Linked DNA regions of Homo sapiens: region 1 is linked to region 2. Evidence: read pairs that join two places in POLR2A ChIA-PET (ENCODE). Cell type or tissue: A673. All regions are shown on one strand. Links, peaks and the distances in the headings refer to the core of each region. The heading gives the core; the rest is flanking DNA. Region 1 overlaps MAML2 (mastermind like transcriptional coactivator 2). Region 2 overlaps MAML2 (mastermind like transcriptional coactivator 2).

Region 1 (15,189 bases), core at 4,262-8,261, 130 kb after region 2:
AAAATTAGCTGGGCGTGGTGGTGGGCACCTGTAGTCCCAGCTACTCGGGAGGCTGAGGCAGGAGAATGACATGAACCCAGGAGGCGGAGCTTGCAGTGAGCCGAGATGGCACCACTGCACTCCACCCTGGGCAACAGAGTGAGACTCCGTCTCAAAAAAAAAAAAAGAAAAACAACATATTGGTGCGATTCTGAGCTTCACTGACAAAGTGAAATTGACTACCTCTCTAACTGATTAACTATATCTCAATTTCAAATACTGACCACAAAGGTAGAATCTAATTATGAACTGACATATTAAGACCTAGGTGCTTAAATGGTAGGATGTACTTATTCTAGGCTTCCTGTGCTATGACAGGCTTTTACTCTTATGTGGTTAGGTATGTTTCCAGGGACATGCCTCGGTGAATATCACACATGGAAATGTGGTTAATAATGAGCCCCTTCTGTGATGGAATTATTATTCAAGGTATATAAATTTAGAAATACGTGAGGCTTAATAAAACATAACGTTATTGAGAAGTAAATCTCCCATTGAGCAAATCATACATTATTTCACATAATAGGTCCACAGATATTTTTAAGAGAGTGAATGAAAGGCCATGTAGCCTGCTGAGGAACAGTATGTCCCTAATGTATAGTTTTATATATGTGTAAAACCTAGGAGAAAATAAAGCAGATTTCCTTGCAGAGGTAGCAAAATTGTCAGCTACTTGGACTTTCAGGGAAAATACACAGTATTTGAAGAAAACAATAGTGGAGTCAGTGCCAAGCTGATGAGTAAAGTACAGAAACACATTATAATGGAGATGAGCTGGTTTAAATAAGCCCTAAGACAATCAAAAAATTATGTCTCCACTAAACAAAATTTCTATCCCACATATTAAGACTGTGACACAAATAGACAAAAGAGAGGAAATACATGATTATAGATGCTTAATTCGGCCAACACAAACACAGCATATCCATTTCAACACTGTGTGGAATTATTCAGCTTCTAGCTAGGGGAAAAAAGAAAAAAAGCATCAGGAAAAACAAAAACAAAAACAAAATCAAAATCCTTTCCTACAGTTCCCTCAAGGCAACCAGAAAGTGAAACTTAATTAAACAAGTGAAATGTAATTACCTAATGCTTACCGCACATGGTGCTGATTTTCACTTCACATTCTAGGTTCATTATTAACGGGCTGGTGCTGCCCAGAGGTAGGAATAAAAATTCTATGTAGGGGTAACCATTGGCAGGGAGCAAGAGAAGGAAAGTGCTACCTGTTCTGACCTCCCTACAGGGGCTCAATTCCTCCAGTCACTAGTTTCAGCTAGTCACACTTCAGGCTGAGACTGTGAGTAGAGTCTAATTATGGGAGGGCTGTCCCTCAAGCATGGTGGGAGGTAACCCCACTCTCTGGAGGAAGCTGAATCTGAATCTGGGGTTTTTTACACCTCTCAGGACCTCACTGTGATTGCTCACTCAGCCCACTTGCTATTTTCATGCACTGTTTAGAACAACTCAGCAGTTTCTTTTATAGGAAGAGGCATTTGACATAAGGCACCTGTTGAAACAATTTGAAATGTGATTTCATCATGACTCTGGAAACATGGAGATGGCTTTCTTTTGTTGACAGGTACATACATTCAGAACCAGAAGGATGCCATCTCTGCTCTCTATGATTTCATTTTATTATGAAGTTTGATGCTATAATGGTATTTGGATATCTTTATTTAACTTTGTATTTCCCTTTCTACCATAGCATCTTTAAGCATACATCTTAAAAAGTAGGCTGGGTGCACTGACTCATACCTGTAATCCCAGCACTTTGGAAGGCTGAGGAGGGAGAGTCACTTGAGTCCAGGAGTTCGAGAGCAGCCTGGGCAACATAGCAAGACCCTGGTCTTGACAAAAAATAAAATAAAAATTTCAAAATTAGCCAGGTATGGTGGTGTACTCCTGTAGTCCTAGCTACTCCAGAGGCTGAAGTGAGAGGATGGCTTGAGCCCAGGAGTTTGAGGTTACAGTGAGTTATGATCACACCACTCCAGCCTGGTGAGAGAGGGAGACCCTGTCTCAAAGCAAAAAAGTAAGTAAATATTTTTCCTACCTATGTGGCTTCCAAGGAACAAACATTTGAAAAATCAAAAACCCTACTTACAAGGAAAATTGGTATATGATATGGTTTGGCTGTGTCCCCACCCAAATTGCATCTTGAATTGTAGTTCCCCTAATTCCTATCTGTCATGGGAGGGACCCAGTGGGAGGTAATTGAATCATAGGGGTGAGTCTTTCCCATGCTGTTCTCGTGATAGTTAATAAGTCTCACGAGATCTGATGGTTTTATAAAGGGGAGTTCCCCTGCACACGATCTGTTGTCTGCCGCCATGTAAGATGTGACTTTGCTCCTCATTTGCCTTCTGCCATAACTGTAAGGCCTCCCTCACTATGCAGAACTGTGAGTCAATTAAAACTCTTTCCTTTATAAATTACCCAGTCTTAAGTATGTCTTTATTGGCAGCAAGAGAAGAGATTAATACAGTATATACATCAAGCAAACACTAAATTGCTCGAATAAATGCATATTTGGATTAGAATAAATCTCTAAAACTGAGAAACATACTCAGAAAGTTATGAAACAATATAATGTTGGCATCATAATCCACTTCATTCATATACCATGGAAATGACTTGGTTATTTTTATTGGAACTGCTAGAGGGAATCAAATATGCACAGACTTTTGAGAAATTTCAAGTTGCCTGTTATTGAAGATGATTAAGACGGATGACTTCATGGTGGGCATACTGCATCAGGTAAGGGATTGAACTAGGTTTCCTCTTAGCTCTTTTCCAAAGTGTCTATGGTTCTGTGAATCTGGTGAGATTTCTATGGTAGAAAGTCACATGAATCATCATTGTAGGTTTATGCTTCAGCTCTCCATTCAGCCTAAATAGCTATTGTATGTTATGTTCCTGAGAAGGTATTAACATGGTTGTTACTGAAGGGACCAAGGCTATTTCCTTCTGTTTCCTTCCACTCACTTTGGCATGTCCTAGTAAGTATATATATAATCCATTAAAAACCTCTTTTTGCTTTATTTTTTGAGGTACATTCTTTTTATTTTGGGGGGAAATGTCTTGCTCTGTTGCCCAGCCCAGAGTGCAGTGGCACAATCTCAGCTCACCGCAACCTCTGCCTCCTGGGTTCAAGTGATTCTATGCCTCAGCCTCCTGAGTAGCTGGGATTACAGGTCCATGCCACTATACTCAGCTAAGTTTTGTATTTTTTATAGAGATGGGGTTTCACCATGTTGGCCAGGCTGACCTCAAACTCCTGACGTCAAGCGATCTACATGCCTTGGCCTCCCAAAGTGTTGGGTTTACAGGTGTGAGCCTCCATGCCCAGCCTTGAGGTGCATTCTTCATTTGGCTTCCAGGTTGTTCTCCTTCCTCACTTACCACTCCTTCTAGTACCCTCTGGGAGTTTCTATCCCCTTGACCTCTAAACGTTGGGAGCCCCAGAGCTCAGAAACCTCTCGTTAAACCTCATGGCTTTAAATATTTAAATTAGCATAGCACTGATGACTGACAAATGTATGTCTTTAACCCAGACATCTCCCCTGAACTCCAGTCATATACACAAATGATATCTCCTTAGATGGCTAAGACTTGACATCCAAAACTGAGCTCTTGATCTTTTCCTCAAAACTCAATCCTCCCCAGTTTTCTTATCCTTAGTAAAGAGCAACCCCATCCTTGTAGCTGCTCCAGTAAAAAGACTTGGCATCTAGGTTGATTACTCTTTTTTTAAACCTTACATCCTATCCACTAAAATTGCTGGAGTCTCTACCAGATATCCAGTATCCAACAAATACCACTTCTGACACTAGCAGTCTGTTCTGAGATACCACCATTTCTTTTCTTTGAGATGGAGTCTTGCTCTGTCACCCAGGCTGGAGTGTAGTGGTGCGATCTTGGCTCACTGCAACCTTTGCCTCCCGGGTTCAAGCAATTGTCCTGACTCAGCCTCCCGAATAGCTGGGATTACAGACGGGTGCCACCACACCTGGTTATTTTTTTGTATTTTTAGTAGATATGGGGTTTCACCATGTTGGTCAGGCTGGTCTCGAACTCCTGACCTCGTGATCCGCCTGTCTTGGCCTCCAAAAGTGCTGGGATTACAGGCATGAGCCACCATGTCCAGCCACCATTTCTTATTAATACAATAGCTTCCTATATAATCTCCTTAAAATTTCCCTCCTCCTGTCTTTTTAAAAACACAACAGCGAGAATGATCCATTGAATACCTAAGTCAGATTATGCCACTTCTCTGCTTAAAACCCTCCAGTACCTTCCTGTAATGGTTAACATTAACTGTTAATTTGACTGGATTGAAAGATGCAAAAGTATTGTTCCTGGGTGTCTGTGAGGGTGTTGCCAAAGGAGATTAACATTTGAGTCAGTGGATCGGGAAAGGCAGACCCACCCTCAATGTGGGTAGGTACCATCTAATCAGCTGCCAGTGTGGCTAGAGTAAAGCAGGCAGAAGACGTTGGAAAGAGCAGACTTGCTGAGTCTTCTGGCCTCCATCTTTCTCCTGTGCTGGATGCTTCCTGCCCTCGAACATCAGACTCCAAATTCTTTAGCTTCTCGACTCTTGGACTTACACCAGTGGTTTGCCAGAGGCTCTCACACCTTTGGCCACAGACTGAAGTCTTCACTGTTGGCTTCCTTACCTTTGAGGTTCGGGACTTGGACTGGCTTCCTTGCTCCTCAGCTTGTAGGCAACCTATTTGTGGGACTTCATCTTGTGATCCTGTGAGTCAATTCTCCTAATAAACTCCCCTTCAGGTATACATATATCCTATTAGTTCTGTCCCTTTAGAGAACCCTGACTAACACAGATTTTGGTACCAGGAGTGGGAACCAGTTAAGACTTTGGGTGACTGTTGGAAGGGTGTGATTGTGTTTTGAAGTGTGAGGACATGAGATTTGGGAGGGGCCAGGACTGGAATGATATAGTTTGGCTTGGCCCCACCCAAATCTCATCTTGAATTGTAGTTCCCATAATCCTCACTTGTCATAGGAGGGACCCAGTGGGAAGTAATTGAATCATGGGAGCAGTTACCTCCATGCTGTTCTCATGATAGTGAGCAAGTTCTCATGAGATCTGGTGGTTTTATAAGGGGCTTTTCCCCCACTTTGCTCTGCACTTCTCCTTGCTGCCACCATGTGAAGAAAGATGTGTTTGCTTCCCCTCCCACCATGATTGTAAGTTCCCTGAGGCCTCCTCAGCCCTGCTCAACTGTGAGTCAAATAAACCTCTTTATAAATTACCCAGCCTCAGGTATGTCTTTATTAGCAGCATGAAAACAGACTAATACACTTCCCATCTAATTCAGAACAAAAGCTGAAATCTTTTCAGTGGTCTACAAGGCCGTATGCAACCTGCCTCCAAGACCGCATTACTTCTTTGATATCAATTCCCATTTCTCTCTCCTTCGCTTACTGCTCTGACCATATGGGCCACCTTGTTATTCCTAGAGCATTCCAGGGATACTCCTGTCTCAGAATGTTTGCACTTTTTCTTCAGCCTGCCTAAGAATGCTCTTTCCCCTGATGTCTGCTTGGTACTATCCTACACCTCCTTCAGGTCCTTGCTCAAATGCCACCTTCTCAGTGAGGCTTCTATAACCTTCCTATTTAAAACTGACTCCTTTCTCTGACTTATTTTATACCACAACACGTGCCACCATCCAACATCCTATGCATTGTACTTGTGTTGTGTTGTGTTTTCTCTGCTAGAATGTAAGCCCCATGAGAACAGGAATTTTTGTTTGCTCAACATGTGCCTACTACAGTGCCTGGCATATAGTAGGACTCAATAAATATTTGAGTAGATAACATTTAAATATGCTTAAATTTCAATTGTTACATATATTGAAACCTCTTGGTTTACACGCCTCTTCCAGGTTAAGGGCTTCTGTGATCTCACAAGAGGCATCCACCTTATCAGGGTCAAATTTTTCAGACATTTTTCACATAAATGGTCAACTGCCTGAACCTAAAAAGTTTTTAGAAAACAGGACATATTATGAGTGGGAAACAAACAAACAAAAACCAACATATATTTAAATACCTTCCAAGAAAATCTCAGAAGCAGCCCACCAGATTTAGATACTATATACTTGGCTATGTTGTTTTGCAAAGGCTGGAAACATAAGGAAGTTCTGGAAGTCAGCAAACACCAGTATTTGGCCTTAAAATGATTTAACACACACAAAAATGGCACTGTGCCTTTGGAGACCTGGAATGCAGCATTACAGGTTTTCTCCAAAACAGTTTCATTTACTTAACATTACTCTGACCCTTTAACTTCTAACTTGCTGTACAATTAAGCTATTTAAGCCTTCGACTTAGTGCTCTTTGTGCTACAATCTGGGTCTAAAGTGAAGCAAAAACCACCCTACACCTTTCTGTTTTACTTAAGGTTATTCTGTCCCATGAAGAGGTTTACATATGCAAATTTTAGCACCACATCTGTTTAGCACGCAGTTGTAAGGCTGAGACTATTTCTATTTTACTTTTTCATTCCATAAACATTTATTCAGCCCCTACTATATGTGTTTCAGGCACAGAGAATCAGAATTTTTTTTTCTTGCCTGTTTCAATGCAAAAAGTTCCTACGTAATGCTGATCACATTAAAGTTTGTTACCATGGAAACAAGAGGACAGTCACAATCAGAACTGGCATCAAGTTGCATTGAAAGTAAGGTACTGCTTCTGACAGCAATTGAAAACAATCTGAATTCTGTACTGTTTATAAATCAAGGCAATAATCTTGTCTGTCTTGCACAGCCTTTCTTATTTCCCCATAAAAGTTGTAAATGACTTTTGGAAAAAAAGTTTATCTCTTGAAACGTATTTTTTTTTAAAGTTCAAATTAGATTAAAAGGAACACAATTTACTGGGCTTCACCAATATTTGACCTGGGAAAAATTAGGCTACCCCAAAATAGTAATTTCATGCAAATGAAGTAATTTACTGTCATATGTTTAAACAAATGGTTGTTAATTTTGGAACTTTTTTTCTTCTTTTGTAGCTTTCATCCTTATCCTTGTTTATCTTATTCATATTTTTTCTTTCTATTGCAAGTTATTCTCCATAGTGCTAAAAAGAAAAAAGAAAGCAAACATCATCGGAAATATGAATAAGGGACCTAAGTTAGAGTCCAGTTTAGTCTATGTAGTAGTTATGTGACTTAGGGCAAGCTATTTTATGACTGTGGGACTCAGTTTTCTCATCTGCAAAATGGGGGTGATACTCCCTAAATTATTGAGATTTAAATAAGACAATTTGTAGGATGCCTGGTATATAACAAGTAAGGAGATAGCCAGCCTCCATATCAAATTTGTGATATAAGGCAAGATGCTTGCCTTTCCCAGGCCTTCATTTTTCATATATCAAATGGAGATTTAAAACTTTTCATTTACTAAACTCTTTGGATTGTTGCAGGGGTCAAATCCTTATTTTTACATTTTTACAACATGTAATTCCCATTCATTATAAGATAGTATCATCCTGTTATCCTGTCTCCTTTCTTAGTTGCAGTCTCTCTTGGTATTTTCATTTATTCCTAGTTCTTTTTCTTGTTTCTTTTTCTTTTTCCTTTTCCTTTTTTTTTTTTTTTTTTTTTTTTAGAAGGAGTCTCGCTCTGTAGCTCAGGCTGGAGTGCAGCGGCGCCATCTTGGCTCACTGCAAGCTCCGCCTCGCGGGTTCACGCCATTTTCCTGCGTGAGCCTTTCTGCTAGCTGGGACCACAGGAGCCCGCTACCACGCCCTGCTAATTTTTTTGTATTTTTAGTAGAGACGGGGTTTCACGTGTTAGCCAGGATGGTCTCGATCTCCTGACCTTGTGATCGGCCCACCTCGGCCTTCCAAAGTACTGGGAATACAGGCGTGAGCCACCGCACCTGGCCCCTACTTTTATAAAGGATTTCTCATCTTTTTCTTTATAGACATCTTTACACGTCTCTTTCTCTCTACTATAGCTTTCCTGTTGTTGTATTTTTGTTTCTCTGTTAACTATAAAGTTTTAGAGTATTTCTTTTATTTGTCCTTATTCCTTATGAATTATGTAGTTATTTCTATTATGAAAACTTTAAAAACCAGAAATATTAAATTAGGTATTAATTAATGTTTAATTATAGGTTTAGTTAAACCTATTAATTAATTAAACTATTACTAATGAAAAGGCTAGCAATGTGGAATTGCATTGGAAAAATAAAACATAAGTTGAAACAGATGCTGCTCATGAGCTATATAGCTCATATGTCTAACTCTTTTATATCTGGATTAGATGTTTAATTTGGAAAAAAATGCATTCTTTTTGTAAATATTCAAATATTGCTAAAAGGTCTAAGAAGAAAATAAATATCACCTGAATCTAATACCCTAGAGATCACTACTGTAAATAGTTTGATGAACTTGTCATGAATCTCAATGTATATATGTGCATATTAGATATGTATAATTTCACATAAATGGGCTCATTTATACATATTTTAAAGTCTACTTATTCACTTAATTTATTGTTGCACTAATTCCATGTTAATGTATATGTATTGTATCTCAATTTTAATGGCTGCATAATATTCCATTGTATAGATGTATCATAATATATTTAATAAATTCCCTATGGGTGGACATTTAGGTTACTTGCCCCTTTCTGCTATAATAAAAATGCTGCAGAGAATAACCTTTGTGCCCAGATCCCTTTAGAATAATGGCTAAAAATATAATTAATGAATGAGTTCTTAAACATATCCTAACTTTTGCATTTTCTTCTTTATCCAAACACTAAGGAATTTTTTTTTTTTTTTTTTTTTTTTTTGAGACAGAGTCTCGCTCTGTCACCCAGGCTGGAGTGCAGTGGCGTGATCTCTGCTCACTGCAAGCTCTGCCTCCTGAGTTCACACCATTCTTCTGCCTCAGCCTCCCGAGTAGCTGGGACTATAGGCACCCGCCACTACGCCTAGCTAATTTTTGTATTTTTAGTAGAGATGGCCGTGTTAGCCAGGATGGTCTTGGTCTCCTGACCTCGTGATCCACCCGCCTTGACCTCCCAAAGTGCTGGGATTACAGGCATGAGCCACCACACCCGGCCAGAATTTTTCTTTCTTTTTGTACAACTCAGACCATGTGACAACTTAAAGTGAAATTCAACATCAGTGCTGTTGTAGGTAAAACTGCCTGAAGCAGGACACTTGAGAAGTGTAGAAAGCTTTGTTTTTCCATTAATTTTCCCTAAGTTAAACATTCCTACCATAGAAATAATAGCACATATAAAAATATTTCCTTATCCTACAAATCAATAAAAATAAAGACTCTTCAGCTGGTCTCTATGTCTGTTTTAACTTACCTACCTAATTATATCTATTATAATTAGCCATATCATCAATGTCGTTAGCTCTTCACTATGGGTAAGAGCTAAATATTTTAACCCATAGAAGGTCCTACTTCCAAGCTCCAGGAACTTACATTCCTTCATCAAGAGGGTTTTAGAACGACTGGAAAATGTCTAGCATGGTGAGTAGGCTAAGTAAGAATGTTCTAGCCAGGAAGATAGCAGGGAAATCAGTTTTCCCTCACATGCTTGTGCCTGAGGGGATTTTGCTATCTCATGTCCATGAAAACAGGTACAGAATCTATAATTCTCAAGAAAGGAAAAAGGTAAAATAATATCAAAGCAGCTACCGGTTTCCTGGTCCATTCTCTACTTCTAGAGAAAGCAGTAACTGACAGAATAATATAATGTCAGAGACTTTTGTTTCCTTTTTCTCCTTCAAATGGATCCACTTTACTGAGAGGAAGGCTATGCACATTCACTCTTGCTGACTGATAACTCTGAACTGTGCTGTTACACCCTTGCCATCTCTCTCTCTTGGAAAAGATGGTTTTCTGCCTATAGAGAGGACAGGAAGAACAATTTCTTATCCTTGTCAGTGCCCAACACATTTTAAACTTAATCCTAAAATCTAAAACAGCAAAGTCACAGAGGACCGCATTTAAGGAAAGAAAAGTCCTTGTCTGTCTTTGAACAGAGCACCCTCAAAAGCTGAGAGTGACACCTTAGGGTCATGCCAGCCTGTACCGACAACCATAGTTCCAAGGCCAAGTTTAGGCCAAAGAAGATTTTATAATTGAGGCAGAGCATAAGAACTAGCTTTTTGGATCCACGTAGTTAAATGGATCCACACATTGAAATGGCAATGTCTGTGCCTTTAAAACACCAATCAGGTCGAAGTGGCTTGCGAAAAGGCTACTAAAAAACAGAAGAGGAAAAAAATGTGGTTAGCTCCCCATTTTCATAATTATTTCTCCCATTTCCTCCTCTCCATAGCTTCTCAGACCCAAAAAAAAAAAAAAAAAAAAAGCTTTTAATCCTTGCTCTGTGCAGTTATAGTGGAAACCTAAAGGAAACCTAAATCTGGATAGTACTATGATAAATATTGTAAGATTTATGCACTCATCCCACTGATATTTATCAAGTGTTTAGCTCATACGTGCAAGGTACTATCTAAAGCCGAGTGCGGCAGGCCTCTGTACACAGAGCAGGATTCATGCTCTGTAAAAACTCACAGCATGAAAGATAAGCTCAGATATTTATGATACAAGGCAATATATTTAAAGTGTCAGTTCAGTGCCATACTCAGTATAAAAAAGAGAGGAGTCACCCACGGAATGTGTTGAGAAAAGGCATGTAGAGGATACACCATTTTTACCAGGCCAGGAACTATAGCAAACTTAGGACTTCTGTATCTCGATTTTTTTTTCTTTTATTGATACATAATATTTTACATCTTTATGAGATGCATGAGTGTTTGTTACACGCACAGAATGAGAGATGATCAAGTCAGGGTATTTGGGGTATCTGTCACCTCGAGTATTTACCATTTGTATCTGTGGGTATCACTTCATGTCTTCTCTTCCATTACTTTGAAATATACAAAATATTGTTGCTAAGTACAATCACTGTATTCTACTATCAAATATTAGAACTTACTGTCCAGGCGCGGTGGCTCACGCCTGTAATCCCAGCTCTTTGGGAGGGCCGAGGCAGGTGGATCACCTGAGATCAGGAGTTTGAGACCAGCCTGGCCAACATGGTGAAACACCGTCTCTGCTAAAAATACAAAAATTAGCAGGGCGTGGTAGCAAGCGCCTGTAATCCCAGCTATCTGGGAGGCTGAGGCAGGAGAATCGCTTGTGGTTGCAGTGAGCCGAGATCATGCCACTGCACTCCAGCCTGGGCAACAGACACTCTGCCTCAAAAAAAAAAAAAAAAAAAAATTAGAACTTTCTAAAATAATTTAAAATGGAATAAAAGATATCTTAGAAGAATTAAATCCTGAAGTACTAATTTAGTATCCTGAAAAAGTTAATAAGGTAAACAAAATAAATGGCCTGGCACATAGTAGGTGCTCTAGAACTGCTAAAACCCTTCTGTGGGAACTTTTTTTTTTTTTTTTCCATTCTCCAGGGCAGTGATTCTCAAGCTAGATACACAACAGAATCATCTGGAGGACTTGTTAAAACAGAATGCTAAGCCCCATCCCCAGTCTCCAATTCTGTGGATCTGGGGCAGAGTCCAGTAATTTGCATGTGTGATGCCGCTGCTGCTGCTGTTCTTGGAAGCACACCTTGAGAACCACTGCCTGGGGAACAGCTTAGCTGCTATGAGAATCTGATTCTGTGTTCATATTCCGTATCACAGATAGCTCTTGGCTTTTCAATTGTGGTTTCTTTTTTTAATGTCTTACTAAGGGGGAAAAAAAGGAACGCCACTTTATATAAACCTGACCTTTTGGTAAGCCTGGGTAGTAACTTCCCATGTGGAGTAAATTAATCTCTTTCATGCATGCCTCGTGCTCTGGAAAAAGTAAAACAGATTGTGTTAGACATTTACCAAGTACTTTTTCTGTTGGTGGTCACTGCCCTAAGCCTATCAGAACTGGTTTCTACCCTTAAGAAGCTTACAATGTAGTAAGGCGGACATCCCAACAAACCAGACATTGGAGTTCATTGTGTGAGGTGCTATGATGGATTATAAGACATTATGATTGACTGAGTATTATGAAGGGGTGAAGCAAACTCAAGCTGGCAAATTAGGGAGGAGGTAGATCACACAGGCTTTCCTAATGGGATTACTTATGACTCATTGAGTAGTGAAAGATGAATAGGACTTTACTAAACAGAAACTGGAAGGGCTTTCTGGGCTAAGGGAACAGCACAGAAGCATCAAATACACTTTACCTTTCTAGGGCTGCCAGTAGTTTAATTCAGCAATACCACATCACAAAGGTCTTTGTGTGCTTTGCTAATGAGTTTGAACTTTATCATAAAAGCATTTTACAAAGATCACACTGGCAGCTGCATTTTGGAAGGGATTTGCCTAGAGGTAGGATAACTGCGGGGGGTATGTCTATAGCAATAAAAGTGAGAAAATATGAGATCTGAAGGAGCTAACATTGTGGCAGTGGCAGTGGGTATAAAGGAGAAGGGAGGACTAGAAGAGATATTTAAGATGCAAACAATGTAGGAACTGGGTGATTATAGAACTGAAAAGTGAGTGAGAGGGAGGAATCCATGAGAACTCACATATTTCTGGTTAGGATAAAAGACTGATTGACTGACATGAAGACTACAAGAGAAAAAAACAGACTTGGAGTTGAAACTTCAGTTTAGGACACTGAAACTGAATGATGTGTCATTCAAGTGGAAAGGCCATTAGGCAGTTAGATATGTAGGCTTAGAGCACAGGAGAAAGGTCTTAAAACCCTGGGCTTATGGGACGTTACCACGGAGACTGCACAGAGTGAGAAGATCCATTTTAAAGCTGATGATGAATAATATTTTCGTTATAAGGAGAGAAGCAATGTTAGGGGTGTCTTCCCATTGCTGGAGTGGGTCATTTGCAGTATGCAGTGCATAAACTCACAGGCTGTCCTTATGATGACCTTTTGTTCATTCTTACATTCAGTATACAGATGAACAAAGGAAGTATTTTATGTCTTGTAAATTACAAGGGACTATGCAGTATGTAAGGGAAGATACAGGAGAGTAAGGGAAGGAGAAAGAGGGTGACTAACAAGCTTCTCAGAGATTAGCCAAGAACTATGGCATTGAATCTAGGTCTCTCCTGTCCTCAATTTGACACTCTCCACTCCCCTGACATGTTTTGTATTAAAATATATTTTTCTTTTTATGAACATGTCATACCTATGGCTCACCTGTGTCCTTGCTAACCTACAGGTTTGGACAATCTGGAATTGGCAGCATGCATGACTGTGGAGCTTTAAAGCCACCCTCCTGAGAGAAGAGCAGCTGACTCATGTACCTCACCATGCAGATGAGGGTGTGTTATAACCCACAGTGTGTCTGTGTCCCTGGATGAACTGAGCACTTTATAATGGAGTTTTTCTGCATCTCAAAAAGAAGTCACAGATTAAATGGTAACTGCAAGAGCTCATTTCTCTATTTGAGTGAGTGCTTTATCAAAAAAATATTTTATTCCTGCTGCTTTACCACAGGGTCAATTCAAGTCTAAATGAATCTGGCATGTATAAAATATATTTTTATATAGCTCCATATAGAGATATAGCTCTACACAGCCATTAACAGACTCACACACAATCATTCTTTTATTCCAGGTGTGAACTGCTATGCTATTTCACCCAGTTCAAACACAGGTCATTGGCTTTCAAACTAATTTTGGAAAGCAGACACTGTGTAGTTGGTAGGTGGAATAAAATGAAAACAAAAAATTAATATGCATGGCAGTTTAACTAGCTGTGTATCTCTCATGGAAAGGGGGTAATAGTCTAAAATTATTTACTCATTTTTTTTTAAAGTCTTTAAAAGAAGGCAATGAATTGCCAGTAATTTCCCCACCTTAACTCATGGTAATTTGTTTCCTGCTGGGTGAAAACGCAGGGATCTTGAAACTGTTAATGAACTTTCTTTCTCCTGATCTGTACAATGTCAAATTCATTTCTTTTTTTCTTACTTCAGGTTTTACTATTCTGTTTTGTTTGTTCCATTTTTGTATTTTTTCCTGAGGTCAGGGATGATTCTATGGAAGCATGAAAATTTGTAGTTGAAAGGGATCTTAGAACTTCAGCAAGATTTGTGATAGATGGTCAAGTGGGTCTGGGCTCGCACCCTCCCTAAGGTGAAAGACTCACTGCCTTACCCCACAGCTATTTCACTACTTACAGACTACCACACAATAGCCAGGGTGCTGCCCTATTTGCAACATGAACTGGAACATTATATTGGGACATAATGATGAGTGGTAGCTAAAAGTCCTTTCCCTCTGGTGTTGTTATTTGGTTAAATTGATTTACATAATGTTATTCTGTGGTATAAACCTTTCTCATTTATCTCATATATATCCCATTTTAAGCTATAAGCTCCCAGAGGGGTAGGTACTTCATCATTACTTCTGTACTCAAGTATTTTGCATATCTTTGATACAAAGTAAGAACAATGTATATGTATATCAGTTTAACTCTCAGATGAATGAACTAATAAAACTTGTAACAGTATTTTCCAATGTAGTGAGTACATTAAGCATCATTAATATTAAAATGCAAATTAATGCATTATTTGCAAGTTTTCAAATCATGTGTACTTAAGAATTTTCTTTTAAAATGTATCAAAAGACTGAACATTCAAGCTGATTATCATAAAAAGTGTATGTATGGGGGTAATATTCAAAATATTTAACAACCCAGAAGAACATGGGAGCTGTAATTCCCACAAATCACCATGTGAAGGTGATTCCAGGGAAGAGTCAGTCAACAGAGAATAGCCACTGATGGAAGGGAAGTGGGGTCTGGTGGCAGGTGATGGATAGATCACTAAACATTTGTCCAAGAGAGTGCTAGTGTTGCCGCTAGGGGTGAATATTTCTGTTGGGGTCCAGGTCTGCTCTGGCTGGGGAGGTGTGGGGAAGCAAGCAGGAATGGGGCTGCAAAAGGCTGGCTAGGGTAGCCCACAGTGGTATCTGCCCAGGAATCCCTGGGGTCTGGGCAGGGTAGTGGGAGGCACTGGTTGAGGGAAAAGGAATAATAGTTTTTTTCCCTGTTTGTCAGCTGAGTTAGCAGCCCTGGTTTTGAGAAATATTAAAATATGCCTTTG
Region 2 (15,189 bases), core at 5,671-9,670:
AGCACTTTGGGAGGCTGAGGCAGGCAGATTGCTTGAGCCCAGGAGTTTGAGACCAACCTGGGCAACATGGTGAAACCCTGTCTCTACAAAAAATACAAAAATTAGCTGGGCGTGATGGCATGTGCCTCTAGTCCCAGCTACTCAAGAGGCTGAGGTGGGAGTATCACTTGAGCCCAGGAGGCAGAGGTTGCAGTAAGCTGAGATCATGCCACTGCACTCCAGCCTGAGCAACGGAGCAAGACCCTGCCTCATTGAAAAGAAAAAAAAAAGAAAACAGAAAAAAGAAAGAAAGAACAGTTTATAATTAGACATTGCTGACAATTATTCTTTGTAGTTGTTTAGTGCTTTATAGCTCATAAGGTCTTTGTAATGGTTCTCTAAGACTTCTTTACATTCTATTAGTCTCTGAATATGACTTACTGAAGATTATACAGCTAAGTGGCAGGACACAGGACTCTATTTTTTCCTTTAAAGTCCTTATTACAAAATAAATACAAACTACTTTGTTTACTTGTTTACTGTGTTTCTCACCTATTGTGTTACTCACCACTACTAAAGTTCCAGGTAAGCAGGCACCACACCTGCTTTATTCCTCATTGTACCCCAATGCCTGGAATAGTCCTTGCACATAATACATTTTTGATGCATTTTTAATGAATTAAGGCAAGATATCAAATGTCTCTGATTCTAGTGCTTTCCTCCTTATACAACATTAGTGAGTACTTCAGGATTCTGGGATTATTTATTTGTTTAGAAGATCATGCTTCCCATATATTTGAAGGCAGTCAAACTCTTGTTCAAATACTATACTGAAATAAAAAGAGTCAAAGAAGTTTTGCTGTATGTAAATTAGTCTATACTTCTTTCCTTCAAATTCTATTCAACATGTCCAGCTACTTGATACATAGAAATTTTATAATAATATTCTCTACTTTTACTTACCACATTGTGGTAAAAAGTAAGTGGCATGTTTCAACTAATCCAGCCAGTATTGCTTTTATTTCCTCAAGCTAAGAGGGGTAAACAGAAATGGTTACCATGGAAAGTCATAAATACCACTGACTGCTATTTCCTCATTTGCTACTCTATCATGTATTAGGAGAATAAACCAAACTCTCCTTCTAAAAGTCGAGTTGCAGGCATGTGTAGGGCATTACATCCAGAGCTTCTGCAGTTCATTAGATTGCCCAGCTATAGCAGAAGTAGGGATGATAATAACAGTGGACACATATTGAGCATTTACCCAATGCCTGGTATTGCACTAGCAACATGCTATGGTTTGAATGTGCCCCACAAAGTTCATGTGTTGGAAACTTAATCCCCAAAGCAAGTGTTGAGAGGTGAAACCATTAAGAGGTGATTAGGCACAGTCCTCATGAATGAGTTAATGCTGTTATTGTGAGAGTGAGTTAGTTATCATGGGCGTGGGTTCCTAATAAAATAATAACTTTGTCTCTGTTCCCCCTTTATCTCTTGCCTTTCCATCTTCTACCACGGTATGACACAGCAAGATGGCACCTTACAAGATGCCAGCCCCTTGGACTTCCCAGTCTCCAAAACTGTGAGAAATAAATCTTCATTCTTAATAAATTACCCAGTCTCAGGTATTCTGTTATAGCAACACAAAACGGACTAAGACAATACATTATCTCATTTCATCCTCACACCAGGCCTATCAGTTAGGCCTGATATTTCTTCTTATTATTACACTTTTACAGAGGAAGAAGCTGATACTTAGAGATGTTAAGTTTTTAAAGTTCACTCAGCTAGTAGGTGGCAGAAGAGAGGTCCCAATCCAAGGCTTTTTTTTTTTTTTTTTAAACCGTGGTAATGATTTTATAGTATTTTTGTGCTGGAAATAGATAACTGAATGAAACAAAACTGAATAATTACTTACAGTAAAGGTCAGCTTTTTCTTACAATTTGTGTAGCTTTATTTCCTAAAAATTGGCATTTTTTTCCTATCTTTAGAGGAGTGATTCTTCTGGCTCGCTGCTCAAGGCTGCATTCTTAATTCCTAATAGTGACATACATCTCTGAACCTGGGAGGTGGAGGTTGCAGTGAGCCAAGATCATGCCACTACACTCCAGCCTGGGCAACAGAGTGAGACACCATCTCAAAAAAAAAAAAAAAAATTATATTGAAATTAACTGTGGACTCCTTGCACCCAGCTAAGAGCTTGGGACACAGTAGATACTTAATAGATTTTTGTTGAAATGAATTAATTTTGAACTAAACTTTAGTAACTAATCCCATTAAGTGAAAACCAGCATGGCACCAAGCCGACCTGCACTGAGGTGCCAGTGAACTCAATTATACGTGATATGTAAACACATCTAGGAATCAACGTTTTGATCTAGAGTATGAAGAAATCCAAGACTATAGGTAGACATAAATTATTTGAAGAAGTCCAGGTTATATCTAAATATAAATCTATACAGTAAGTCACAATTATCTAAACTTTTCCCACTTACCATCAGTTTTCTCCTCTTCCTTTTTTTTCTTTGCAGAATGAGCCGCATAATTGCTTCAATTTGCCACTTCCCTCTGACAGATGTAGTTATATGTATATATGTAATACATACACACATACATACATATGAGTTGAAGTCAATTAAGATAACAACTGACAAGAAATTAAATATTTAAAGATGTTGTTGATTATGTAGTTATCACAAATGTCTATTTAGCATCCCATATTGGAAAGAAAACCCCACCATGATTATCTCATGTTGGCAGTCTTCCCCCACCCCCCAAACTACAACTGCTACATAGTTACTTAGAGCCTTAATTCACAGTTGTTTATTTCCTGCTTTCACATCCAAAGTTGGGGAAAACAGACCATGGTGAATTTCAAATTTCAGAGCTAATAGCATACTTCTAGTATGGTAGGTATTTATTTAACTTTAATATGAGAAGTTAGGCATCTGTTTTTCTTTCAGCTGATGACACAGTTCATTTTCTCCTCAATAATAAAGAAATTTCAAAATGCATGAAAGCCCACTTTTTGCTTCATTTCCTGTAAATAACTTTACACTTACTTCAAAGCTGACCTTTCACTTAGATCAAAATCCCTGTTACTAAGACCTTGCAGAGAAGAGAACTGAATCAATAGGATGAACATTAAAATAATTGTATCTTGCTTTATTTACTGTACCCTGAACATCTTTGAGGGGTTATAATTTCTGGGGATGCCCTGAGCACTTTGAGTGAAGTATCTGCCAAAAATCACATCTGACTAGTGCCTTGTTATTTTTTTCCACTGTTGTTTTTTAAAAAATGCCATCAGGGAAGCTTAACTACAACAATTCTCTTTCAGTGTCGTCAATTTTCCATGAGTTCAGGCAGGCCACCAAACAGATCTCAAATACACAGAAAACTGTAAGTGGAAACCGGGTTAAAAGGGAAGGAAATGTTGCATGCACTTAATATCATAGAAATCAAGTATAAAGAACAGACTGCTAAATTGTAGAGTGAAATCAGGTTAACCATATTGACTGGAAACCGAATTCAAATTACCTTGCACTTGGTTCTGGGGAGAAATGAGGAGGCTTTAAAAATAGACACCACTGTTTTTGGCCTTTGTTTAAAATAGTGATTCCCAAGACTAAATTTCTCTTACTGTCTCTTACACGCCTGGATCAAAAGAAGCAAATCTGACTAGTTTAGAAAAATCTTTAGGGAAAACCCAATTCCTTTGTCTCTTCAACAAAGACTTTGAATAAGAGTTTAAGTTTGCTTTAGCCTGTGCATTTTAAGAACTGGACAACACATGTACTGGGAGCCAGAAAGAGTTTCCTCACATGATCTAAGCTTTGGAATTCCTTTGTTTCTTGCCTTTCAGATGGAAAAAGAATAACAAGTATGGTATTGTCCACAAACTCATTGACCATTCAGTCTCCATTTTAATATACTACACATACACTGTGTGAGTGTGTCTGAAAGACGGTGGGCAGGGGAGACAGAAGAAACTGTGGGTGTTTATGGTTAATATTAATCACTTGGATAATGAATATTATTATTAGAAAATTAGAATTTTATAATTGCATTAAACCTGAAAATTATTAAATATATTGATCTTTAATACTTGGTTCCTAAGACTGTTATTTTTTAACAATCTTTTTTATGTGCTAATTATATGAAAGGGTAGTCTCTTTCAGTGAAATAATTCCCCCTTTCCATCCTTTTCCCCACAATATTCCTGTATCCATCAAGAACAATGTCTTTATAACTGGTAGGCTTTTTGGCCTCTGTCATTCCTATTTTGAACCAAATGATTAAAAAATGACTGTGGTAAATGTTAGCTAACTTGGCGTTATTAGGGCCAAAAGAAGTCCTTCACATATTTAGGCTAATAAGAACACAGGATTCCGGTTTTTTGTATACCTCAAGATCCTCCTTTTGTAATCAAAGATTTGAACACCCAAAAATGGTGACATGAAGCAAGGTGGAATGCCAAAAAATGAAGAAAAATATACTTTCCTGTCGTCCATGCTGATACCTGTGTTTGTTGGCTGAATCCCTGAAAGCTATTCCTTTGTCTCCCTCTTCAAGTACTGATTTCCAGACAGCCACCTGACCGCCACCTGAGCTCATATTACTGCCCCTTGCCTAGGAGATCTTTGTATAGCTCCTAACTCTGAAGCTTTGTGGCCAAAGGAAGTTATTTATGCCATCTGTAAAAGAGGGAGCAAAATGGCTGCCTCTTATATTGTGTTCCACAAGGGTGCTCAGGAAATTTATGAAAAATCTATTCCAGTGACTGCTGAGATATGAATGTTGAACTCCTAATGGCTGCTAATGGGCGATCTTATTGCACTCTTCCTGTTTTCCTTACCCCCAAGTGGTCAGCCAGCATTCAGAGAGGGTAAGAAAGATGGGGGGGTTGGTGAATAATGATTGCCGGGTAAACCACCAGGGACTGGGTTTGATAATGCATCCTCACTTGGAAATGCCTGAGCAGGAAGCACCTCCGAGACATAGTCCAGGAAGGCCCCAAAAAGCTTTCCAGGTAGAGATCGGTGAGTTTCTATGATCCCCAGAACCTGGGAATCCTCCTGACAACTTTGTATTGTCCTAGGGTGCTTGATTTATCTGGCTGAGTCCCTTACTTTTATATAGACCAGTTTTCTAAAACTTGAGGGCAGATGCTTGTCTTCTACCATAAAATGCTGGTAAGAAAGAGATTTCACAACCCATTCTAAAATTTAATTTTTCTTTAGTCTTCCAAAAATATGAAAAGTCACTAGTTATACTTTCTCATGTAGTAAATTCCAGAACTCCCTTGTCATTTGATACTTACAATACCTTACAAGGAAGATATGCCAGAACCATGTGGTAATAAAACCTTTTTCCATATATATATTGGTAATGTTCCACAAACCAAATCAGCTTTCCTAATACAACTTTGTACAGCGATCAGATACATTAGGCCTATCACTCACCACTGAAAAAAGACAGTGGTGGCTCACACCTGTAATCCCAGCACTGTGGGAGGCCGAGGCGGGCAGATCACGAGGTCAGGAGATCGAGACCATCCTGGCTAACACAGTGTAACCCTGTCTCTACTAAAAATACAAAAAATTAGCCGGGCGTGGTGGCGGGCGCCTGTAGCCCCAGCTACTGGGGAGGCTGAGGCAGGAGAATGGCGTGAACCTGGGAGGCAGAGCTTGCACTGAGCTGAGATCCCACCACTGCACTCCAGCCTGGGCGACAGAGCGAGACTCTGTCTTAAAAAAAAAAAAAAGACAGTGGTATCCAACAATTATCATATCAAATACTTGATATATAACAGTTCCTTTTTTTTTTTTGATATATTTAAGAGAGAATAAGAAATCCCCAACCATGTTAAATTCTTTACCAAGAATCACAATAATTTTTTGATCCCTAGAGAAAGGTGATTTGACAGCAGGAAATCTGACCTCTGGGGCTACCTCTCCCCTTTACCTACTCATAATCATTTTGGTCAGCAACAACTGTTGTTTTTCAGTGTTTTTCATAAAGACAGTGCAGAAGCTCAGGGCAATACCAGATGATGGCAAAGACCAAAATAATACAAAATACTCAAGCAAAGGCAAACATTAAGGGCCTTTGAAATTTCCGTCTCTGTTGCCTATTCCCACTCTTTCCACCCACATCTACTCTCCGTGATGCAATGAAGGCCTGGGTATGTGGGTAGTAATGACTGCATAATTCTATCTTTAAAAAAATCTATTGAATTAAGGAAGCTGCAGAAAATGAGGAAAACTTATTGAAAACCATCAGAACGAAAAGTTCTCAAACCCAAGTAAATTGCTGCTGAGGCTTATCATTGATGATGTTTCACTTTCTTTATGTGGTTAATTGCTTCCTGCCTCCATAGATGATTTTATCCATCTTTATCAGCTTTTGTTTTGTTATTAGTGCCCAGGCATTGGCATGGTTCATCTGGTACTCCATTAGACTTGTGGCAAGCACAAAAGCCAGGACTAAAGGAAGAAAATTAATTGCTTACCCTGCTAATATCAATTCATTTTCACCTTCTTGCTTTGGCCTGACTTCACCATACTGTTGACAAGTTATATTTTTCTTGTTAGTTCTTTGATCCTCAAAAGCTAAAAATCAGCCCAGATAGATGAGAAAGAAAAGACAGCATTAAAACCACTGTTATTGCCTCTGGTGAGGTATGTAGTTTTGGGCTAAGGCACAGCCCTTCTGCCCAACATGAACAGGCTGAGATGAATCTAAGCCAATTTTGATGAATGGCCAGCAGAAGACAAGATCTTGGAGTTTCTTTGAGCAAACCATAAGAAGCTACTCTCTAAATTTTGCTGACTTTATACCAGAGCTCTTACATGCAGAGGCACTTCTCAGCTCCAGTTGATATAGCCTGGAGCAGTGCTGCCAGAGGTAGCAGTGTTGCCCCTAGACGTCACTCTCTCCATCGTTCAGTAGTTCCCAAAGGACCTTCCACCACTCCAGATCTACATGACAGATACCTCCAGAGTCTAGAACTTGAGGGTCAGGCGGCTCTTCCTCCCTCTAGAGCCCACCAGTCTGGATTAGGGTAAGCCTATGGGCTAAGGAGGTCAAATACACTTGACTGGCTCCATTTATTCCATCACGGGCCATGCTAGGAGCTGTCATTTTAGGGACACACAGGAACATCACTGTCTCTGTCTTTCAAATGGCTTTATTTGCTGCTTTTGACTCAGGACTAGGTTGGCCAGATGTAATAAGTAAACATATAGGATGCCTAGTTAAATTTGAATTTCAGACAAACAAGTCATTTCTTAGCATAAGTATGTCTCATGTAATATTTGGCCTGTCTTTACCATACTGTTGACCATATCTTTATTGTTAGTTATCCAATACTCAAAGGCTTAAGATAAGCCTAGGTATATGGGGGAAGAAGGATGACATGACATCCTTCTGGTGAGGTGCTTACTTTTAGGCTGGAGTGCAGCACATTTTTAGTACAAATATGTCCCATGCAACATTTGAGACATACTGGAAAACAAAACAAAACATTATTTGCTGTTTACCAGATATTTAATTTTAATTAAGTATCTTGTATTTTAATATTTAAATTTAATTAAATATCTTGTATTTTACCTGGAAACCCTACCAGGACCCTTGACATCTCCCCTGAAATACAAAGGAGCAAAAGATTCCCTATGCACAGATAGTTCTTTATCTTTATACTACGTAAGAGGCCCCAGCTAGAGCCCCAGTTGTGCTTACCCTGAGAACAGGGCATATTTAGGTCTGTCAGATGGAGAAGAGAAATCCCACCAGGGTCCATTTAAATGAGGAACCAAAGAGTATCGCAAGAAAAAACTCATCCTCAGGGATGAGAGCCAAGGTAAATGAGTTTGAGGCACTATCATAGAAAAAGGGGTGATTCTGAGCACAGAAGACCTCCTCCCTCCGATTGCCTTCCTTCTCCACACATAAGGACCAGGCCTTAGCAATGGGGGTGGTGATACAAAGACACAGGGCATAAAACAAACAAAATAATGTAGCTTTGGAATCAGGAGTTTCTGTATCAGCAGGGGAGCACCGTCAGCTTGAAGCTAGGACCGCCTCCATGTCCACATCGATGGGCACTGGCAGCAGAGCTGGCACTGTGGCCAACATTACCAACAGGGCTGTCTCTGCAGGTGCTAGCGGGACGCATCACCACAGCAATCTGAGGCAGGATGAGAGAAAACTAGCCAAGGCGTTGGGGCGATCAAAAAAGCTAGCCTGAGAAGATATTCATTTAATTAACATTTACCAACGTATAGCATGCAGTCTGTTATGTGTAGCTAACAGTACAATGAAAAGATATGATCCCTAATGTCATGGTGCTCACAATCTAGTGCAGGAAAGCAACAAGACCAGAGACAATCACAATATTGTATGGATAGAGCTATAATAATTTGCAAGCACATATGAGGGGCACCTAACCCCTCTTCAGTTTGGTAGAGTAGGTTTTCTGAAGAAATGACTTCTATGTTGAAACCCAAAGGACCAGTAAGAATAATTCAGGAGGAAGAGTCCATATGAGGTGCCCCTAGAAAATTTCTCATCTATTTGGGAGAAATCTGAAGGGGCTAGAGTTCCCATCTGAATGATGGAAGAATTAGGGAAATCTTGATTTGTGAATGTTACTCTGACTCTCTTTTTCCCTGTTAAACTGGTATGACTGGAAAAATACCCACCACTTGCTAAGGGCTTATTCTGAGAGTTAACATTGAGAAAATACCATGGTAAGCGTAAATGACATGGAGATCTAAGATCTCATAACCCTCAGGTTCCAGTACGATGTTATTGCAGATTCTCTGCAGCACCTCACCAGTTTGCTGACATTACATAGGCAAACAGTATTCTTTGCCCTATATTTTGCACTTTGAAAGTCCTTTTATACTAAAGAAAGTATTGCCAATGCCAAAGAACGAAATTATCCTTCCTTCCCATTGTCAGATCCAGGAAGGGATCTCATTTACAAAAGCAACCTAAATGCAGCATTGATGAGGTTATTGCTTCTCCTCTTGACGTATCTCTCCATCAGGTTTTGCAAAACTGATTTCTCTTCCTCTGGTCAGAGCAGCCTCAAAATAATAGGTTTCAGAATAAGAAAACAACTATTTTTTTGTTTAATCTTAATAATAGGGTATTTCAGGTTTGTCTAATGAAAACCAGAAGCTGATGATCTAACACAATCAAATACTAGCTTTTGTGCAAAAAGAAATAGTAAAATAACGTAGGACCTTGTCTAAATAAGACTTACAACTGATGCCAGCTAAATGGGAAAAAATAGCAATAACCTTTTAAAACATTAATTTAGACTTTTATTGGAATACAAAGGATCTCTAGTGTCTGAAAGCAGGCATTGTCTCTCTTTTTTATTTCAACAGAACTGTGGCTTGAATACAACACAGCAGGGTGTGTGTTTTCTAAAGTTGGGTCATTATCAGAGTGTTCACTGCCGTTTGCCAATAAGCCTTTATTTGGCAAAGTTTAAAACTGCTGACAAATGGGATTCTTCCTGTAGCAGTATAACATGGTACAGCTTAAATATGCCTAATTACAAAAGTCCTCCAAGGGCAGTCAAGAAATCTATGCTTTTGAGAAGATTCAGATGGACAGTCCTCAAATATTAATAGGAAACAGGAAAATCTTTGAGCCCTCGGTCATGTCGCTCTTGCTCCTATTATTATGGATTTTAAGTTGCAGGGGCCTGTGAGATTATTCAAAACAATGTCTAGTTTTATCCGAAGCTGCAGGGATTTCCGATTTCCATAAATTTCTCTGGAGACATTTAAGAGGCGGTTTTTTACTTCTGCACACTTTGGTCCGTGGGTTTCTGTGGGTGTGTGTCTGTAACTTTCCTTCCCTGTTCTAATTTGTCCCTGTTCAGAGACAAATAAATTGGAAGATTATTATCCAAAACTCCAAACAACATTAATTCCTTGCACATATTTTGTGCTTTTAGACTCCAAGAATGATAATAGACAATCTCTTTAGAATGTGGAAGGGGGACCAATGTCAAACCATTTAATCACAATCTCCACCTCCAGGAGCCCCTCTGAAAGAACAGAAGCCTTACTTGAACTGGATTTCATGGGAAAATCTGTGCCGCGAACCTTGCTCTCTAATTATAGCTGGGGGAACGTGAGGTTTGTTTGGAATCAGATGTAGCTTTCCACTACCATAATTACACATTTTATTTCAAACACCTCACTGCAGTGTTTGAAGATGTTAGCACAATTGCACTAAGTATCATCCTGGAGTTCTTGCTTGGGAGGTCTGGTAGAGAATGAAGGAACAGGACAGCAATTGAAATGATGAGTTTATAGGAGTCTAATAATTTCATGGCTGGAAGTATGACATAAAGAAATGAGCTTGGGCTTTTTATTCAGAGCTGGGAGTTCTCGTCTCAATTCTGCAGCCTAACTGATAAGACCTTTTACTAACCAGGTAAAACAATTAGCAACTGGGATCACATTGCTGGGAAGATGCTGAGTAACATTAATTAGAGTCTCAAAGGACTTTAAACAAATACGTACATCTAGAGAAGAATTTTTATAATGTAGTTAAGAATGCTTATTGAGAAAGAAACTCAGTGTCTATAATCCATTGCTGACTAGCATGCTTAGCTATGGTTAAATCTTCCAGTAAGCCAAGAATGAGGGGAGAAGAGGGAGGCAGGTTGGGACGAATAGAGTAAGTGGTAGAAGTGGGTTCTGTTCAACCATATGTAGAGGAATTAATCAGCTCTTTTTCATGGATTTAGGGCCCTCAATCCCTATATAATTCCTCAGATATTTGTGCTACCTGCCCCCTTCCCCTCCATGTAGCTGACCTTAGAAGATTAGAAGAGAGAGACCACTGGGCTTATTATCTGATGAATGGCTCTGTTTTTACTGTGAAATTATAGGAAGTGGTTTAAATTGAGAATAATAGAAACAGTAACAAATAATAAGAATACTTGCTATCCTGTGTTAGATCATCTGGCAGGCTATCTGATGAGAGATAGGGTTTCATCTCGGGAAGTTTTAGAAAAGAGGCCAGATATATACCAAGTACTACTCTAGGTATTTCACAGACATTTTGTTTCACTCTTATACAAATCCCGTGGAAGAGAAATGACTTTCCTCATTTTAGATTCTAGGGAGTGACAGGGGACAAGTCAAAGGTAATTTGGAGTGAAGGCTGCCCTGATCAACTTCCAATGCATTGGATTATTTTCATTTCATCATTTTCTCAGTGCTATGGAATCTTTGTGATCCATTAATAATATTAATAATAATCCCTACATTTGTATGGCATTTAATACTAATGGTTTTCAAGGAAGTTTCACATGCATTACCTCACTGGACTCTCAAAAACAAGTCTGTGGGTTGGGCAAACAGGAATTATTACCTTCATTTTAAAAATAGTGAAACTGAAGCTCAGAGAGGTGGCATGCTTTATTTAGGGCTAAGACCAGAGTCCAGCTTCTGTTAGAACTAAGCCTTGCTTCCTGTTTTCCCTTTGGAGACCTTGAGGAAGACCATGAGCCGCCAAATAGCTACCATGATATTGCTAAACCCTGTACCAACTCGTGGACAGTAGTCTCATTAAACGCTCAAGATCCTTGGATGGAGACCAAGAACTCTCTATCTCTGCAAAAATCTCTACAGAAACATTTTTCTCTTTACTCTGCCTCCTCATTTAAATGCTAAAATATTTACAGTGAGTGATAAGTCAGATAACATCATGCTGCCTTGTGAATTTTTAGGGAAAAGATGAAGAGCACATGATAAGGCTGGGAATTTTCAACTGCCTGGCACAGTGGAAGAAATATTTGTCTAGGTGTTAAGACGTGTGGGTTCTGGTCCTGTCTCTTTCACTTATTAGCTGTGTAACCTGTTACTTGTTGTGTTAAAATAAATCCTCTAACAGTTTCCTAAGTTATTAAAGGGACTGTCCTGATAAAATCATGATGTGTGAGGGCTTTTAAAAATTGTATACTTGTTCGGGCGTGGTGGCTCATGCTTGTAATCCCAGTACTTTGGGAGGCCAAGGCAGGCGGATCACCTGAGGTCAGGAGTTCGAGACCAGCCTGGCCAACATGGCGAAACCCCGTCTCTACTAAAAATACAAAAAATTAGCCGGGCATGGTGGTGGGTGCCTGTAATCCCAGCTACTAGGGAGGCTGAGGCAGGAGAATTGCTTGAACCTGGGAGGCGGAGGTTGCAGTGAACCAAGATCATGCCACCTCACTCCAGCCTGGGTGACAGAGCAAGACTCCGTCTCAAAAAAAAAAATTGTATACTTACACGTGTGTGTGCCACACACAAACATTGTGACATGCAGTATGATCACATAAAATATGGATGATTTTCAATCTACTCCTATAACCACAAAGTGAGGGAAAAGGTTTATATATCCATATCATTGTGGTAGCATGGTATCTTACATAAGAGCACCCTCAGGATATAATTTTTATAATATTATTGGTAGCAGGAGCTTAACTATTTGAAGGAAACCAGATAGGTTTCTTATAAGGAATTCCATCTCTTGGGATCCTTGAGCAGGCCATGAGATCTGGTAGGTTTTGACAAGAGAAAATGAGAAACCATGCTCAGGGCCAGTCTGGCTATATGTACTCACTACTTGCTCATAGTTGAAATGATTTTTAAGAATTGTATACAATATTGCTATTAGCAGTGAATCGGGGAGGCAGGACAGGGGACAAACCATGGGACTCAGAGTCAGAAAGGGCTGAGTCCAAATCTAAGATATATCACCTGCCAGCTGTTATGAGTCTGTTGTCTAACATTTTTGACCTTCAGCATCTTCAACTGTGTGAGCTGATCACACCATATCATAGTTTACTTTGAGGATTAGATGAAATCTCTGTGTAAAGGACCTCAAATACTTGCCATGAGATAGGTACTCAGTAAATGGCAGCATCAGGGTTTTCTACACTCCTCATCCTACAACATGGACTCTGAATACAGCAGTGAGGCAGGATTGTGTCATCCAAACTTGAGGATTCCTCATCTATTGACAGTTGTTCATTTGGGTTTGTAAGAGAGAAGTAGTTTGATGTTGAAAATGCTGTTGGTTACTTATTTTTGTTGAGATTCTTTAAAAGTGAAAAGAGGCAGTTGACAGCCTTTTTTAATGCAGAAGCTCTGAGAAAAATGGTGCCAGACCAACCTGTTTTGGCACACTCTTTGCTGAAAATGAAAGGCCATGTGATCTCCTGGGGATCATGAGACTTGAGTTCAACCTTTCAGCTACCCCAGAGTGAGATCATGTTCTATCCTTCATTTATTAAGAAACCATTTATAGAATACCCACTTATGAGTTAGTGTCAAACTCATTGTAGTGTACTTAGTATCTGGCTCATTGTAGGTGCAAGAAAATTTGTAATAAGTAATTATATGCATGACTGAAGAAATAATACTATATATGCTATACAGCTAAACTTTTTTCCTCAATACTTCCTTTTCTATAAGATGAGTGATGTGGACTATAATCTCCCAGCTACCCACAAATCCCCAAGTTTTAACTTATATATTTACATGGCTTTAGATACAATCTAGGTCCCTACATGACTGTAATATGGATACATAAAAGTTTATAGCATAACCCTTATTTTTATACTTCCTGCACTTATCATTTTTTTCATCCTTTATCCTTGAATTCATAACAGTCTTAGGAAATGATTCATGAATGCATTAAACCCTCCCTTAATCAGATACATGAAAAATTATAGTGTTAGTTTATATTTTTTTAAATCGTAGATCTGATTTATGGCTTTTATAGTTCAAGTCAGAAACTTTTGGATTCGACTCTTCCATGAGCAAAGGCTATGTGCTTTAAGTAGAAAAAGTTTCTTTACCTTTTCCACGTAGGTGAAGAAACAAAGACAATTTAACTAAAACTTTCCTTTTTTCTTTCTCTCCATTGATTTCTGGCTAAAACCCTTCTTGGGCAAATTTTGCACCAAAGTAAACTGGTTATAAGGAAAGGAAAATGAATTTAGAGATGATGTAGTTTTTTACACTCCAGTATGATTTCCGAATCTATCACATGCACATTGTAGGGGTATTGTTCGGAGCAAAGTATGCACTTGGGGTACCCCTGTGTTGTGTCTTAAAAGGGGGATTGTTTTTGCCACAGGACATAGAAAAGAATGGTCTGATGCATGCTAGTCACATCACCTGCCACTCTGAAAGAACAGTCAGGGGCTTTAGGCATAATGAAAATGAGGAGTAAAATGCTGGGTGTTTATCTCCAGCATTCCAGATAGAAATATATCTCTGTCCAATGAGAAGCATCTCCTTTAACAAGACTGTGGTGCATTCATCTCTCCTGCGTATACACGACGAGCACACCTCATCTGTCACGTCGGGACATGTTAAAAGGAACCCTCTTCCCCTGCTCCTTTCTACTCTGAATAAGTAATTATGAAAAACAAATCATTGCCATGTCTCTTTCTTTCTTCATTTTTATTGGGTTTTGTCTGCCTGTCTCCCGTGGACATAAAGAATTGTTCTGTTCATTCAGATTCAATGATTTTCTTTGGGGGGTTGTTTCAGATAAAACAGAAGGTCTGATTTTGTCAGGCATGCAGCTCTGAAAGTCTCTTAGAGCAACTATACATATGAATTTGAGGGCAAAATGTCACCCTCTAAGTGAACTGAATGGAGAAAACACAATAGAAGTCTGTTAAAATGCTGCTTTGGGTAACATGAAAAAAAAAAAAGCCTAGGTGTGGTCATTCTTTCTGGAGGCCTGGTAGGTGCCTGTCTACACTATGATTTGCAGGGTGCCTACCCGCCTGAAGCTGAACATTATTTTATTTAATGCATTGCTTTCCCTGAAATGTTGGGGATCAATATGAAGTGGGGAAATGTCCTTCTGGCCTGAAAAGTCTGAAAATTCTGAAAAATACACACACACACACACACACACACACACACACACACACACACACACACATAAGCACGCACACTACCTGATAGGAGAAGGCAGGAAGAAGTAGTGTGTGTGTATGAGAAAGACAGACAGCACATGTGTGAGCTGATTAGATGATCTCATAAAGTGGTTTGGAAACCAAAGGACAGAGGAGTTGAGACAAAGCTTTAAGTCCATCTACATTTTGACGAATGGATTCTGCCCAGGCAGGAAGCTAGAAAGGCGTAAAACAGGCCCAGTTAGCATGG

What was found. ChIA-PET counts read pairs that join two places held together with the same protein. Peaks named below come from ENCODE experiments on the same cell type or tissue, not always from the same donor. Only the 100,000 strongest peaks of a DNase experiment are listed, where the experiment ranks them.
Region 1: POLR2A ChIA-PET joins it to region 2 with 8 read pairs; 5 of 35 experiments call an interaction of 5 or more read pairs at or near these places.

The regions. Positions count from the first base shown.
Region 1 is chr11:96,266,418-96,281,606 of GRCh38, forward strand. The region is part of intron 1 of MAML2 (mastermind like transcriptional coactivator 2); the gene reads right to left. Among named protein-coding and RNA genes, the nearest start is that of MIR1260B, 67 kb to the right of the region's middle. RefSeq lists an enhancer at 13,305-13,364. In A673, for the core only: no CTCF peak of the experiment used is centred there; a DNase peak (open chromatin) is centred at 6,714; H3K27ac peaks cover 509 bases.
Region 2 is chr11:96,133,744-96,148,932 of GRCh38, forward strand. The region is part of intron 1 of MAML2 (mastermind like transcriptional coactivator 2); the gene reads right to left. Among named protein-coding and RNA genes, the nearest start is that of MIR1260B, 200 kb to the right of the region's middle. In A673, for the core only: no CTCF peak of the experiment used is centred there; a DNase peak (open chromatin) is centred at 9,598; H3K4me3 peaks cover 1,110 bases; H3K27ac peaks cover 1,098 bases.